Linked DNA regions of Homo sapiens: region 2 is linked to region 1. The links are chromatin loops, found by intact Hi-C in ENCODE. Cell type or tissue: sigmoid colon. All regions are shown on one strand. Each heading gives the region's core, and the rest is flanking DNA. Links, peaks and the distances in the headings are about the cores only.

The links. Hi-C counts contacts between places; a loop is a spot of excess contacts. Peaks named below come from ENCODE experiments on the same cell type or tissue, not always from the same donor. Only the 100,000 strongest peaks of a DNase experiment are listed, where the experiment ranks them.
Region 2: it touches region 1 in a loop (2.4-fold over the local background); 1 of 110 quality-filtered maps calls a loop at or near these places.

Annotation. Positions count from the first base shown.
Region 1 is chr20:19,374,294-19,382,017 of GRCh38, reverse strand. The region is part of intron 2 of SLC24A3 (solute carrier family 24 member 3); the gene reads right to left. Among named protein-coding and RNA genes, the nearest start is that of SLC24A3-AS1, 94 kb to the right of the region's middle. In sigmoid colon, for the core only: no CTCF peak of the experiment used is centred there; a DNase peak (open chromatin) is centred at 3,787.
Region 2 is chr20:19,227,344-19,235,067 of GRCh38, reverse strand. The region is part of intron 1 of SLC24A3 (solute carrier family 24 member 3); the gene reads right to left. LOC124904879 (a long non-coding RNA gene) reads right to left here. Exons shown (of 2, transcript XR_007067552.1): 2 at 1-964. Among named protein-coding and RNA genes, the nearest start is that of SLC24A3, 19 kb to the right of the region's middle. In sigmoid colon, for the core only: no CTCF peak of the experiment used is centred there; DNase peaks (open chromatin) are centred at 1,827 and 3,537; H3K4me3 peaks cover 581 bases.

The sequences.
Region 1 (7,724 bases), core at 2,234-6,233:
ATTCAGAGCAGACATTTCAAATGCCATTTGAGTGGCTCCATTTTATCCAAAGCTGTATTTCCTTCAGTTGCTACTTCAGCACATCAGCTCCCACTGCTTATTTCTGTTCCATGCTGAACAGAATGCCTGCCTGCCCCTCCAGTCACCATGTTGCTAGACAAACGCAGATTTTTGTCAACCTGGAAAATTGTCAGAAGAGACATACGATAATACTACACCTTGCTTAAAATCTCAAGACATTTATTCTGGGAACCTTCACCTAGTACATAAATAGCTGCTCACCTAACTTGTGCTGAAACCGTAGTTGGGAGGTTGGAATAAGAGCCTTAAGAAATAAAGAAAGAAAATTGAAAGCGGATGCTACTCTATCAGAGCTGCTCATCTCCTTCTCCTGGAAGAGGGGTCACTCCTGTTACTAAGGTTAGTAGTTATAGAATAACAGAAGCTCTGGGCACACAGTGGAGGGCACCCCTTCTCAAATCCTGCAAGCGTCTTCTGCTGTGGGGCCTTTGCACCTGCTGTTCCATCTTTCCAGTCATCTGCATAGTTCAATCCCTCTATTCAGAGCTTGGCTCACAGTGCCTCTTCAAAGAGGGCCTCCCAGATCATCTTATCCATCATTCTCCATCTCTTTATCCTGCTTTGTGTTTCTCTTCTCAGCTCTTATTACCGTCTGCCAGACAATGCATTCCTTTATTTAATTTTATTTGTTTATTCTCCTCTCCCAACCAGAATGTAAGCTCCATGGTGGCTGGAACTTAGTTTTTGACACTGTTGAGTCCCCACCTCCCATAACAATGCATAGTATTGTGGGTGTTCAATAAACATTCACTGAAACAATGAATTGAATGAATAAATGAATAAATATTTTAAAAGATGAGAGAGCAATATAGGACACTTCTGTTGGTAATAGTGGTGTGTATATTAGTGATAGTCATTATGCTAATAGCTACCATCTATGCAGGACACTGAGTTAAGCACTCTTATATTGTCCTACCACCCTTTGCCCCCTGACCCTTAGGCTGTTGGTCACCAGGTGTCTTACCTATGTGTCCTGGCCTGGCTAATTATTATAAAGGGTCAGAAGTCATTCCCCAAGGCTCCATCATTTAAGATTTGCTGCCAAGGAAAACTTCTTACACATTATTCTGGATGTCAAAGGATAAACTAGGTTTATATTTCCATTTATGAAATAGGAACTTCACTCTCATGTCCAAGGTTGGTGGATGGAATCATTTTGGACATCAGTTTACCTCTTAGCACCATTTTGCCCATTGCTGCTGGCATATGGTACCCCCTCTCACTCCAGATTTCAAAGAATATCCCTCCAAAATAATCCATCATGCTTCCTTTAATAAATACCCCAGGACCAGTGCTTTTCCTCAGAGGCTAGTAGAGACTAAATCAGCCAAGAGCCCCCAAACCCAGAAGAAAAGTGAAAGAAGGAAAACAAATCAGCAGAAAGCCATCATCGGAGGTTGAATCTTCCCCCTTCCAGTCCACAGCAGCTCAGCAGCCAGAGAGACCTTTCCAAAATGTAAATCCAAATGTGCATCTTCCAAATGTAAATCCACCCTTATTAAAGCACTGCAGCAGCCTCCTGCTGTTCTTGAAATCAGGCCCGGCCTCCTTAGCACAACCCACAAGGACTAGTATTGCCGGGTCTCTGCCAGTGTCTCCAGCCCTGTCTCACACCGCACTCTCCTTTTCTGATTCTCTGCAGTCTTCTTTCAATTCCTCTAATGTGCCCTGCTTCTTTGCACCAACAGGCCTTCCCGCAACCTTCACCTGGTCAATACGCTTCCTGTAGATTCCAGACCCAGTGTCACTTTCTTCTCTGCAAAACCTCTCCTGACCCCTAGACCTGTTGTGCCATCTCATCATATTGCATCACTTACAAACCTTTTCTAAACTTGCAAGCATAAATTTGAATATTATTTGATTATTACCTGCCTCCATTATTGTAAGTTCCCTGTAGGCAGGAACTGGGTTCACTTTTGTTCACTGTTTATTCCCAAGCACCAAGTAGGGTATTTGCCATACAGCAATGTGCTTCATATATATGAGTTACTAAATGAATGAATGCATAGACAATGCTAGCCAGCCTATGTCTGGGTCATAGGTTTATTTTAGCAATTCTATAAGAATACGTATAGAACAAATACTTTACATTTGATGAAAATATGGACAATCATATTCTCCTTCAATCCCAAATCCATAGATGAAACAAGCTAGAAGGGGGAAAATCAGATAATGGTGTGGTGTTTGTCATTGTTGTTGTTGTAAGATACAGTGGCCTGGAGGGAGGAGGGGAGGCTTGTATAGAGATTTAATCATTTTTTATACTATTATGCAGTGGAAGCAGCCACTGGCTTAATTCTGCCAACCCCTGACTAATTTCTGGTTACAAAGGTAACTGGGGGTGTGCACCTGTGAGCACAGGTCACCATGGCCCATGGACAGTCCTTCCCCAGGATCACTGGCAGCACAAATAACAACATGATCCAGCTCAGATTCACTACAAATCTGGTGAGACTCGGGCTTATCAAACCCCCTCATTCCTAAAACAGTAAAAAAAATGGCACCCCACTGACCACAGGCTTAAATAAAAAACTCAGCAAAACCCTGATCCCACGTGGCTGGCATCTTGGCCTTCCAGCCTTATCTCCAATTATTCTCCACCTCTACCACCCCACTCCAGAGTGAAGATCCCTGAAGGCAGAAACACATGGGTGGTTCTCAAAAGGGTGCCCCCAGCTCCTAGTACAGTGCCAGACTTAGGGGAGGCTCTGAACATATGTGACGGAGTAAATGAGTGAATTCTCACCCAAGATGCCCAGGACATATGATGAAATCAGCAATAATCACATTCCGTAGAGCACATTTTTACCGCTCATGGTTCATCTGCTTGTTTTGGAAATCCTCTTGGTTAAATGGTAATTTTCCATTTCTAACAATTATTCCTCATCTGCTCACAGCCACTGTAACCTGGAGTCATTAAGGAACAGTCCAATATAATACAAGACATTCCCTTGACTTTTTAAAACTCCCCAGTTAGGTGGACTCTTGGGGTCTATAATTACCCCCACTGCATCCTTTTTTTTTTTTTTGAGCTTTTTTTAAAGAAAGTAGAGATCTACTTCTCAAGCCTTAGGTGATACCAATTGCATTTGTCCCCTTTCATTAAAAAAGCTATTGATTGCTTTTCCCCAAGATCTAACTCTTTAATTCCAGTAACTGTGGAATGAGAAAACAGACAGATGAAGGAAATACATACTTGCAAAATGAAGAAAGACTGAGCTTTGGGGACCTGTGTGTCTCGTTAGCAAATCCTCCAGAGACTTCCTGCTTGATCACGTGCATTCATCTTGGGTGGAAGGTAAAGGAAAGAAGGGAGGCTTAAATCTTACTGAAGAAAACAGCAGCACAGGGTGTCTTCAACAGAATGGCTCATTTAGCCCCAAATTCAAAACTGAATTGTTACATCAGTTCAATTTGTTCCTTCATTGACTTAACAAACATTGCCAACCATGTGGACCCAATTCAACCAGATCACATTTACTTTTATCAAAATCAGTTAGCTTAGTTTTATTTTCCATGCAGGACTAATTTATAGCCAGTAGCTTGGAGTTTAAAACAGGAGTCTAGCTTTGTCCACTGATGGCTTCCAGGCCTTATTTATTCCTCTTCTCTTTACAGTGGCCTGGATAACTTTATTTTTTTTTTTTAAAAAAACCTCTACGTAGGCCAAGCTCTGTGCACTGTTGTAGATCTGTGACAGCACGCATGCCCAGTGAACTCCATGGGATGAAGGATAGCTTATCCAAATTGTGACCATGCTCAACCTAAGTACCTGGCTCTACAGGGTTCTCGTTCCTGGAGAGCACTCTCCATCCAAAACCTCCACCCACACAGATCTGAAGGGAGAAGTTCCAAAAAGAAATGAATGTTTAGACCAAGGGCCAGGAAACCTTTTCTGTAAAGGGATAGAGAGTAAACACTTTAGGTGGTGGATCAGTCTCTGTAAAAGCTCCTCGGCTGTCACTGTGGCATGAAAGCAGCCACAGAAGACACATAAATGACTGGCCATGTGGCTGTGTCCCAATACAACTTTACTTACAAAAATGTGATTGAGCAGATTTGGCCCAAAGGCTGTAGTGGGCCACCCTGTTTTCCATTCTGCTTCCTTGGAATGAAAGCCTTTTCTGAACAGGTCTGTGAACAGGAAAAGGCTGGGTGGTCAGGAAGGACCACAAACAGATTAATCCTTATCACCTTTTGAAATGAACTGACTGACCAGGGTTCAAAATCCATGGAAGGACAAAACATGGGAAGATCTTTTCACATTCCTTTCATTGAGGGATAATTTCCATGCAAGAATATGCACAGATTTTAAGCGTGCATTCAACAGATTTTGAAAAATGTTTACATTCATGTGCCCTTCAGCCCAAGAAAGTTACCCCATTACCCCAAAAGTTCCCTGATGCAGCCACAGACCTGACATCCACCTCCATAGCTTAGTTTAACCTGTTCTAGAACGTCACCAAAATAAATTCATGCAGAATGGGTCTTGAGGTCTGGCTTCTTTCATTCATTCAACTGTGCTTGTAACACAGTCATGCTGCTATTATGCTACTGGGGTCCCCTCCTTTTGATTACTGTGCTCTATTCCATTGTCTGAACACGCCACCATTTATCCTTCCATCTTCATGACAGGGACACACTACCTCTGACCCCTAAAATCAAATTCATTTCAAATCAGAAAGAGAAGAAATACTCCTAAGTGCCTAAATTGGAAGTGACACACTCCAACGTTCAAATTTTCATGTGGATCAAAGTTAATCCCCCACACACCAAGTACCCACCAAATGCCCAACTTGGCTGAGTGGAAAATGGGGGAAATGTACACACTCCAACTAATAAATAATCTCTGCTTCACCAGAATCCCAAGTAGGCAGCCCTGGCAAATTCTCTAGAAACCATGAATGTGTCTTTCCCAAGCTTTTCAACTGCCACGTGATGGACAGGCCGGTGGCATTTCCTCTGCTAACACTGAACTGCATAATTAACACCCAGGGTTATTTTTCAATGCCTGCACCTGGCACTTTTAATTTAATTATCTCTCCATTTCTACAATCCACTGCTCGCTGGTGACGGCTCCACCTGGCCGTCTTTGCCCCGAATCTCCACTCGCCTGCAGGACTTTTCATCCAGAAATAATTAGGAACACAGGGTCCTCTGTCTCGTGGCCAACTCAGCCGTGAACGCTACTGGATCAAGAGGGAAGTTTTATCTCAGACAAATGGAGTCAGCTCACAGCAGTGTTAAAGGGACAGGGTTGACTTCCAAGTGTTTCTGCTTTGCTGGGAGCTACCAAAAAAAAAAAAAAGTGGCAATGACCTTTCAGAAAACTTGGAACACTCTGGTTCTGGGAATATCCTTTTCCCTTGGCTGGCTCATGCTGGGGAATGAAATAATGAATTGGAATCTGTCTCGCAGCAGGGCTAGAACGATAGCCTGCCACGATTATCCACGCTACGGTACAGATACAGCAGCGCACAAGGCAATCTGGAGATGACTCGGAAGCCTCACTTTGTTCAATAGTTTCCATTAATCCTTCTCTTACCCTTTATGTTACTGTTCTTCACCAGGACAACCAGCAGGAAGCCATCTTGAACACTGATAGCCCTCCATTTGTCCTTTCACTCTTTGGGTTCTTATTGAATGTGGCGCCTAGCACCTAAAACGTTATTCCCAAGTTGGCAGTTTCATTAATAATAAATAAAATTACAAACAAAATAATAAAAGTATAGGAAGCATTAATTGGGGTACACAATGTATTCCATGAAACAGTTCTGTTTTCCTCTTTCCTTCATCCTTATTTATTTTCTTTCAGTGTGTACCCCCACACACAAACACACACTCACACAGTTGCACATATACTTCTCATATTGGGTTAGGATGATCTTACTTTGATAAGTAGTTTCAAAGAACAAAGCCAGGCTGTCCTCGACTTCCCTTTATTTCAGTCTCTCTCAAGACACGCAAGAGAACTTTCTGAGCAGCTGTGGGAATTGTGGAGCTCTTGCCTCATTAAAAAATGTCCTCCTCACTCACATGGCAAATTCTAGTTCACCTTTACCAAGTGCAGGAGAGAAATTTCTCAGGAAATTTTGACATGGTTTCCTCAGCTTCTCTGATTTTCAAGGCTGTTCAATAAAGTAGAAACATACTCCACTATGGATGCCTGGGAGGTCACCTCAGCCATTGGCCAGAGGCACAGCCCAGGTGAGTGAGGGCTGGGCGCCTGGCCCCTGGTTTGACAGATGGCTTCATTTGCAAGCCACAGTGCAGAGATGGCCGCAGCACACTTCCCAAGATTTACAACATCTGTCATGGAGTTTGATATGGCACTTCCTCCTCTCACATAACATAAGGCAATGTGCAGAAGAAATGCAGTCACTCCATGAACGCTTTAACCTATCTGGGACAAATCTGTCTTCCCAGGCCAGCAGCTCTGACACTGGGGTTTCCTCCTGGGTCTCTGCCTGCCCCGCCTCCATTTCAGCCAAGTTCTCTTTATGATAAGAAACACAGTGCTGATCCGTGCGGTTCATGATGGAGTGTATAAGGGAGGGCCAGTGAGTTTTCTTTCTCCCAGAGTAAAAGAAAGAAATAAAAACCATCAACTTTAACTACACTCTATGCACCACAGCATTGAGACAGGGTGTTCTGAGCATCGGGACATAGCCTGCCTTCTCCCTAAGGAGCCTGGCGAACTTTTACGCCCAGAGAGAAGATGAGAAAAGCCAGGATTTGGTGCCCAGGAATCTGGGGTATAGTGTAGGTTCTCCCAGAAGCAAACCCTGAGGCAAGGATTTCAGTACAGGTGATTGATCTGTGAGGTGAAGCAGGGCCAGCTGGGGAGTGAGGAGGTGATACTGGGAAGAGACACCAGCCAATGAGGCATGAGTGGTTGCATCAGTTATCCCTGGGTGTACCTGGGGCTTCCTACTAGCAGAAACTCTGGGAAAAATAAAAACACAGACTCAGTGTTACCTTGCCCAAGGGGTAAGGGAGCTGGGGTATTTATACACCAACTCCCATCATCGGCTATGGGTGGCTCCAGAAAGCATTCATTCCTCTGACTTCTGGTCTACCATAAAGGCTGGCAAGCTACACTTAGGAGGCCAGAGAGAGGCCTTTGACAAAAGAATGCAGATGCCCTGATAAGAATGGGTGAAGAATATGATCAGGGCCATGAGAGCCTATGAATCCATGTTCTGCTGCTGATCAGAGCTGTGATTCAGACATATCCTTTAACTTCTCTGACCCATACCTGAGCTTCACATTGAGAAAAGAGTGCCTTCATGCCTACCCCACAGGCTTGGGGTGAGAATCAAGTCAGGTAATGCTGTGAAAGGACAGTGCATATTACAAAGGGCTGTTAAACCATAAACTCACAGGGAAGGGTGGGAGCCCACCAGTGCCCAGAACTCCAGGAGAGATAGAAAAGGTGTGCAGGCTTAGTCTCCCCATGTCTTATAATTGAGCAGCAAAGGGGAGGCTCATTCAACAGTCAGTATTCTGCTCATCTGAGCACTTAGCGGGCAGGCTGCCTAATTTTCAGGGGCACAAATCCAGCCTGCTTCACCGGTGTCCCAGCTCAGGGAAAACATTTGTCATTTTAACAGGGTTATGGTTACTCATGCAAGACCAGAAAG
Region 2 (7,724 bases), core at 1,736-5,735, 150 kb after region 1:
AGTATCCTTGGGTAGAAAATAGCCGGAGTGGGCACATTAACTGCTCAGCAGCATTTAACTCAGTGTGTGTGAGTTTACAATGCAGAAACAATGCCAACAGCTTCTACACAGTCACACCGTATTCCAGGCCAGTGACAGCTAAGGCTGGAGGAAAAGAGAGAATTCATGACACCTTCTCCTGGGAGCAGATGATTATAAGGAGTGTGTGTGACCACAGGGCTGGAAATCAAAGCCCAGGGCCAACCATCAAAATAATCAGTACTGTGCAACAGAAATGATAGCCATTATCATAGGTGCTGTTCCTCTTCCCAGACCCTTTAGAAATACCTTCTGTTCACCTTCTTCTCATGGCCTCATTTCTTCAGAGCACACCAATGACATCACGGTGCTCCTGTGCACCTGCAGCTCTCTCTGAAGTCAGCAAAGCCACCATCCATGGGAGACTCTATAGTAGTAAGGAAGCTGGATCCCATCTCATAAGGAAAGGAAACCCATCCTCCTTTCTACCCCAAGAAGGTCTGCATTTTTCTCTCTCAATATTGCTAGGCTCTCAATAAAGTAGCCTGTGCTTCACTAGCATAGAAGGGTCTCAATCTTGGCATTTCATCTGAAGTGCAGTCATGCAAGGAGCAAACCATATGCTTGAGTGTGTGACCACGTGCAGAGGGCAAAATCACAGCACCTCCTGGCTGCCCTGTTTCACAGCAGTGCTTCTCAAACTTCTCTTTCACAGGCAATACATGCCAACTTCGTTAAGCAAACTTTCCTGGGTCTCATCCTCAGAGGCTCCCATTCAGCAGGTTGGGGAGGGGCCCATGACTCTGCATTTCTAACAAGCTCACAGGGGACCTGGGCGATGCTGATGCTGCTGTTCCAAGGCTCTCACTTTGAAAAACACGGGTTTATACTATTAGCAAAATTTATGACATGCAGAAGAAATCCGAGCTGTGCAATCTCAATGGCTCTGTGAAACCAAAAGAAAATAACATTTACAAAAGTAATTCTCATGAAATAAGAACGAATAATGATTCAGGGCATGCTCAGAGCAAAACCATATTACTCTGGCTATAAATTAGCCTTAGAAGGTAGCATCTTTCAGGAGGCTAGAGACTTAAAAGCAATAATCAAATTAGAGAGAAATTAGTGTTACCAATATAAAGACAATTTAGCATAAATGCTCCCATTCTATAGATAAAGAAACTGAGAACAGAAGAGAACATGCAGAAAGTTAATAGCTGAAGTGAGATTAGAACTCCTGTCTCTAGAGTCACTGTCCAGCACTCCTGTTCTAGGCAATGCCCTTCACTCTTGTGAGCCATGTCTCCTACCCCTGAATGATTTCATGACAGGAACTACAAAGATGCAGGAGCATCATGAAGTTATACCGTCCTTCATAGCAGAAAATAAAGATCAGTCCTGCACAATATCAACATAAAATATTTCATTCCTGGTGTCTTCTAAAATAAACCTTCACTGTGTGCTGACACTCAGAACATTAATCAGAAAAGTGCATGCACAGGCAAGTATATTTCTTGTCTCCCCTTCCTCCTCCCCTCCTTCCTACTCTACTTTCCAATGACTTAGAAAAGTTTGGAAAACAAACCCCAAGGTGAAAGAGCCATCACGGGACACTTATGGTACCCCAGAAGCCTGCAGGGGTATCCCTTCCCATGTAGGACAAGATGCGTCCATGTATGGTTTCCTTGGCTCAAGATGCAAGGGTGATGTTCTTGCCATCTTAGGCAAAACAACTATCCTAAACTGCCTGGAGCGGACATCCTTCTCCTCCCAGGCTTGGAACTGCTGTGTGCACTTCCGTTAACGCTGCTGGCTTGTACAACCACGGGGAGCCTGGGGAGAGACCCTCCCCACCCCGGACTGCTCATCGCTCTTGCGAAACTCAGTTGACAGTTAAAATTTTGTTTTTCCTTCTTGCTTTGTTATCAGAGGAACAGTCAGTATGTAGAAAAACCGAAGCAACTGTCAAGAAGAGAAGATAAGAAAAACAAGATATCTGTTTAAAAAGTAAAGGTCATGATGTGACGCAGTTAAAGGAGATAATTTAGTCTGATACTAATAACGCTCTTGGGGGTTGATTCAGTTTCCAAGTCGATTCATTTTCCAAATTGGTAGCTCCTCCTTTGCCATCATTGTCCCGTTCATACTACGCTTTTGCCTACACTTGTCATAGAGGTTCTGGGCATTTCTGATGAGGAATGAGTTTCCATAGAAGAAGCACAAGCTGACGTTGAAGAGGCAAGGTGAGGACACCTGATGCCAGGTGAGAATTCCCTCTAAATAGATTTAGACAAAAATTATAAAAGCATGCAACAAGCCTAAAGGCAGATAGCTTAGCCAACAGAGTTCTCTATCAATATGCAAAAGCTCTCTAACTCCAGAGTCCTCGTCAGTGGCTTTCCCAGCTAGTGCAGGCTACTGGACTACTACGGTGATGCCTGGAGAGCTAACATGATTGACAGCAGACTCATGCACAAAGGTGTTCAGTTAACAGTATTCAAATATCTCAAATAAACTATAATATTTTAAATAACCAACAATAAATAAGTATGACCTATACAGTCAACAGAATGCCAACCAGACTGAGATAATTATTAAAAAATTCAGTGACCTTTATTTCAAATATGTTGTCACAAAAGTGCAACATGAAACATTCTATTTAAAAGTCAAAAATACAACATACAACATTGCATTTATTTTGTGATAACCATCTCTCTTATTTTATTCATAAAAATATTCATAAAATAAAGAGAGCTGATCATCACAAAATAAATAGAATGTCACATGTTGCATGTTTGATCCTTAAATGGAAATATTTACTACCTACATGAATAATATTTACACATATGACCAAACACTGAACACTGAAAATAAATATTTTGATTGTCAAGGGTAGATAATTTTAACTCAATTTCTTCTATTTCTATTATTACTTATATAATCTACAGTATTCCACCACAAGATAAAAGTTAGCTTCCATTTAGTTGGTACAATGTCACCTGGGAAAAAAATTAATCATCCAATAAATACTTTAGCCTCTCCTCCACATGAGGCACTGGGCATACAGCCATGAATGCACCAAACCAAGTTTCTGCTCTTAGGGAGCTGACATTCTAGCTAGGGGAGGGTGACAACAATAAAATGAGCTAATAAATATATAATCAAGTGATAACATGTTACATGTTAATGTAAATTTCCATGTGGTGGGTGTGCACACACAGCCAATCACTCCAGGACTTCCTGTTCCTGCTCTGCAGAGAGTTAGACCATGGCCAATATTCGATACACTGGGTGCGTGCGTTTCCTATTGCTGCTGTAATAAATTACCACAAACTTACTGGCTTTCAACAGCCCCATACAGTTCTGGAAGTCAGAATCCTACAGAAGTCTTGCTGGGCTAAATTTAATGTGTCAGCAGGACTGCATTCCTACTGGAAGCTCTTGGGAAGAATCTGCAGCCTTGCCTTGTCCAGCTCCTGGAGGCACCCCCCATTCCTTGGCTCACGGCCTCTTCCATCTTCAAGCCAGTAATGACATCATTCTGACCTCGGCTTCTGTTGGCACATCACCTTCTCTGGCTGACTCTCCTGCCTCCCTGTTTTACAAGAACCATGTGATTGCACGGAGCCCACCCTGATAATCCAGGATCATCTCACTATTCCAAGGTCAGCTAACTTGCAACCTGAATTCCATCAGCAACTTGAACTCCTCCTTGCCACGTAACATAACAAACCCACAGATTTCAAGGATTCGGACGTAAACATCTTCGGGAGCACTATTCTGCAAACCACACTGGGGTAGCTCCTTGTCTAACTTCCTGGCAGAAATATCCAGAAATGTCTTTCTTCAGAGATGTTTGGCATGGGGAAAATAGTGTAAGAGTGTTTTCACAGAAAGTATAAGTTCAAAACTGCCCTGTCTACCTGTTTTTTACCTTGGGAAAGTTACTTTAATTTAAATGAGGATAATAATACCTAATCCATGGTTCTGCAGAGATAATTACGTGGGGTAAACCATAGAAACAGGTGTAAGCCTAAAAAATACTAAGACAGAGTAGTTAATATCGGATAGCTTTAGTTGTTCCCAAATCCCAATTTCTTTTTCTTTGTAACAAACTAAAAATTTCAAGCTAAAATCTGAACAGGCATTCTGGGATGCATGGTCATTAGCCTAGCATTAGGACCCAATGACCCTTCAATGGGTCATTCCCACTGAAGGAAATACAGAGATGCATAAAAGAAGCTGAGTGTGGATGAATGCCTAACACACAAGAAGGGATTGTGACATGCGGACTGTGGAAGGGCACATGGGTCCCCAGGTGTGAATCCCATCTCAGAAACATGAGGCATTTGTTGCTGAAAGGAACTGTTGTAAAGGGCACCCCCCCCATCAATATGTCTTTCTATACCCATCCATTCCCCCCCATCAATATGTCTTTCTATACCCATCCATTCAGAGACCCCAGTTCCCGGAAATGCAACTCAACTAGGCAAAGAAGCAAAAGGAGGGTGGTATGGAGCCTTCTGGAGATTAATAGAAAAGAGGTGCGATGGAAAGAGCCACAGGAGGGATCAAACCAGGGTGGCAGATTTTCACACACTGTCTCTAGATATAAGAACTAGGAAGAACTATCACTGATCAAAATTATAATGAATAAGGTTCCACCTCAGTATTCTAACTACAAGGTAGAAGGAGCAGGAGATCCCCTCTCAGGCAAGCTGAGTCACCCTAGAAAAGTCAACATCAACACTGGAAGGTTGGCCAGGGACCATGCACAACAACCACCCCTTCAGCATAAGCGATGCTCACAGTAACCTGACAATTGTGACCAGGTGAGAGTGGTGAGGGCGCTGAAGGGACAGGAGGGTCTGTTCACAGGCACACCCCCGGCCTGGACCTTCTCTTTCAAGGTTGATAACTCAAGACAATTTTGAAAATTCTCTGCAACATCTGAAGTAAAACACTATTCTTCTAAAAAAAAAAAAAATCTATTATGGGAAGAAGATGTAAATTTTGGAATCCATTTTTTTTAATCTCAATATCAAATAAACATAGGATATATGAAAGAAAAATCACTAAATGGAAAAGGCTAAGATTACAAGGGGAGTCAGCTAAGATGGAGATGACAAGACATAAAATGGTTAAAAAACCAGAAATGCAAACACAAAACATAAATGGGAATAAGAGGCAGCAGACAGCAGACCCAATAGTGCTGAAAATCAAATTACCAAGGGGAAAAAAACATAGGCTCTTACAGAATGAAGAGGAAAAGACAAAAAGATGAAGACACAGCCAAATAACTATCCAAATTACAAACAGTTCATGTTCCAAGGGAAACAACCAAAACCAACAAGAAGCCACAATTAAAGGTCATATTCTCCAGGCAAAACGAAATAAAATTAGAACTTGGTATATATACATATATATATATACACACACACACTCCAACAACTTAGAAGTTAAAATTCAGTCTCTCAAATAATTAATTGCAGAAAAAATAAAAACTATAATTACAAGACTATTTGAAAAGTACCAATAATGACTGCATGACATTTCAAAACTTATAGTTTGAGTCTAAAGCTACACTAAACATCAAATGCATTATAAAGCAAGAAATAATAAAAAGGAAATAAAGCATTTCATTCAAGATATTTGAAAATAAACACAGGAATTAAGAGGAGATTTTGAATAAATATTAAAGCTTTACTGACTCAGGGAAAAGGGAAAAGAGAAAAATTAATGAAGAAATACAAGATACAAATTTTCACAAATTGATAAAATACACCAAATACAGTCAGATTTTATCAATGAAAAAAATAAACATATACGTTAGTACTGAGAAAAGTTTATATGATCTCAATTACAGAACAAATTAAAACAAAAAAAGTACTTCATAATTTTGTTCATTTCTAAAATATTAATGAAATTAACACTTCTCTAGGAAAACATAAATTACCCACACAGAAAAGTATCAATGAAAGAAATTAAAGTTTGTTCAAAATTATCTTCATAGAAGACTGTAAGGCAGGCAGCACTATAAGTGCTTTTGTCAAATTTTCAATATACAAATAATTTCCATGCTTCATAAAATATTCCAGAACATAGAGGAACATAGAAATTATCAATTCATTTGTAAAGTTAGTGTGATCCTGACACCAAAACCTGGCAAAGGAGCTATATGTCTATTTCTTTCATAAATATATAGGCAAAAATTTCATAGAAAATGCAAATAAATAAAATCCAGCATCATATTAAAAATATATGTCATGCCTTTGTAAGATTCACTTTCAGAAGTGCTTTAGTAAGGATATTTTTTTCTATATATATTGTTATATTAAACACTTTAATAAGTGTTAATAAGGCATTTGATCACATTCAACATCCATGGCTAATTTTTTTTTTTTTGAGACGGAGTCTAGCTCTGTCACCCAGGCTGGAGTGCAGTGGCGTGATCTCAGCTCACTGCAAGCTCCGCCTCCTGGGTTCACGCCATTTTCCTGCCTCAGTCTCCCGAGTAGCTGAGACTACAGGCGCCCACCACCACGCCCACGCCCGGCTAATTTTTTGTATTTTTAGTAGAGACAAGGTTTCACAGTGTTAGCCAGGATGGTCTTGATCTCCTGACCTCGTGATCCGCCCACCTCAGCCTCCGAAAGTGCTGGGATTACAGGCGTGAGCCACCGCGCCCGGCCCTGATTTTTTTCTAATATAGAAAACCACAAATGAAAGGAAACTTCCACAGCATAATGAAAAGTAACCAGTGTCACTAATAGCCAAGGGGATCCATACCCCAATGGACAGCACATAGTCTTCCAACAGTAAAAAAACTCCTCAGCTACAGAATGAACCTAAAGATATTGATTCATAGAATAAGTTTATTTTCAGTATTGTATAATTTCACATTTTTAAGAATAAAATATAAAGAAGCAATATTTTAAAAGACTATTAAGGGATGAAACAAGAGCAACAACAAATAATAAATACCAGAGTAACCTTCACCAGTAAATGTAAGGAAGAAATAGAGAAATAATCATGAATCTTGACAAATTTTTTAAAAGCCTTTATCAAATGAAGAAACACACTATGAACAAAAAGAATCAACATTATAAAATGCCATTTTTCCATAAATTATTTATAGATTTATCAAAACCTAGAAGGATTTGGAGAAAATGTAAAGGATTATAAATTCATCTGGAAAGATAAATGAGTGATAACAATAAATAAATAGTTTTTTCAAAAAACAGGAAAGGTGTCTTGACCTACCAGATAATTAACATGCTAATAAGTTACAATTAATTAATGAGTAAATATAACAAAATAAATATCATAAAATATTTGCCTCTGGTACATAAGAGAATAGGCATGGAATAAAGGTGATACCACAAATGTGGAGGTAGAGGAAACAGTAGTCAATAAACAATTCTGGAATTAACTATTAAATATGTTAATCTGTTTAAATTAAATTTTAATCTTATGCTAAAATAAATTCCAAATGAAGTAAAGAGTTAAATTTTTTAAAAAGTAAACCATACAAATGGTGAATAAATACGTTGACTAAGAGCCTGAATCTAAGAATAGGCGGATGAAAAAATAAAGGGAAAGAGATACGGCGTGGGCCAGATGTCATGAGAATCCTCTATGCCAAAAAAAAAAAAGAATGAACAAGACTTTTGAAATACGGCAAAGTAAAACAAAATATATAAAAG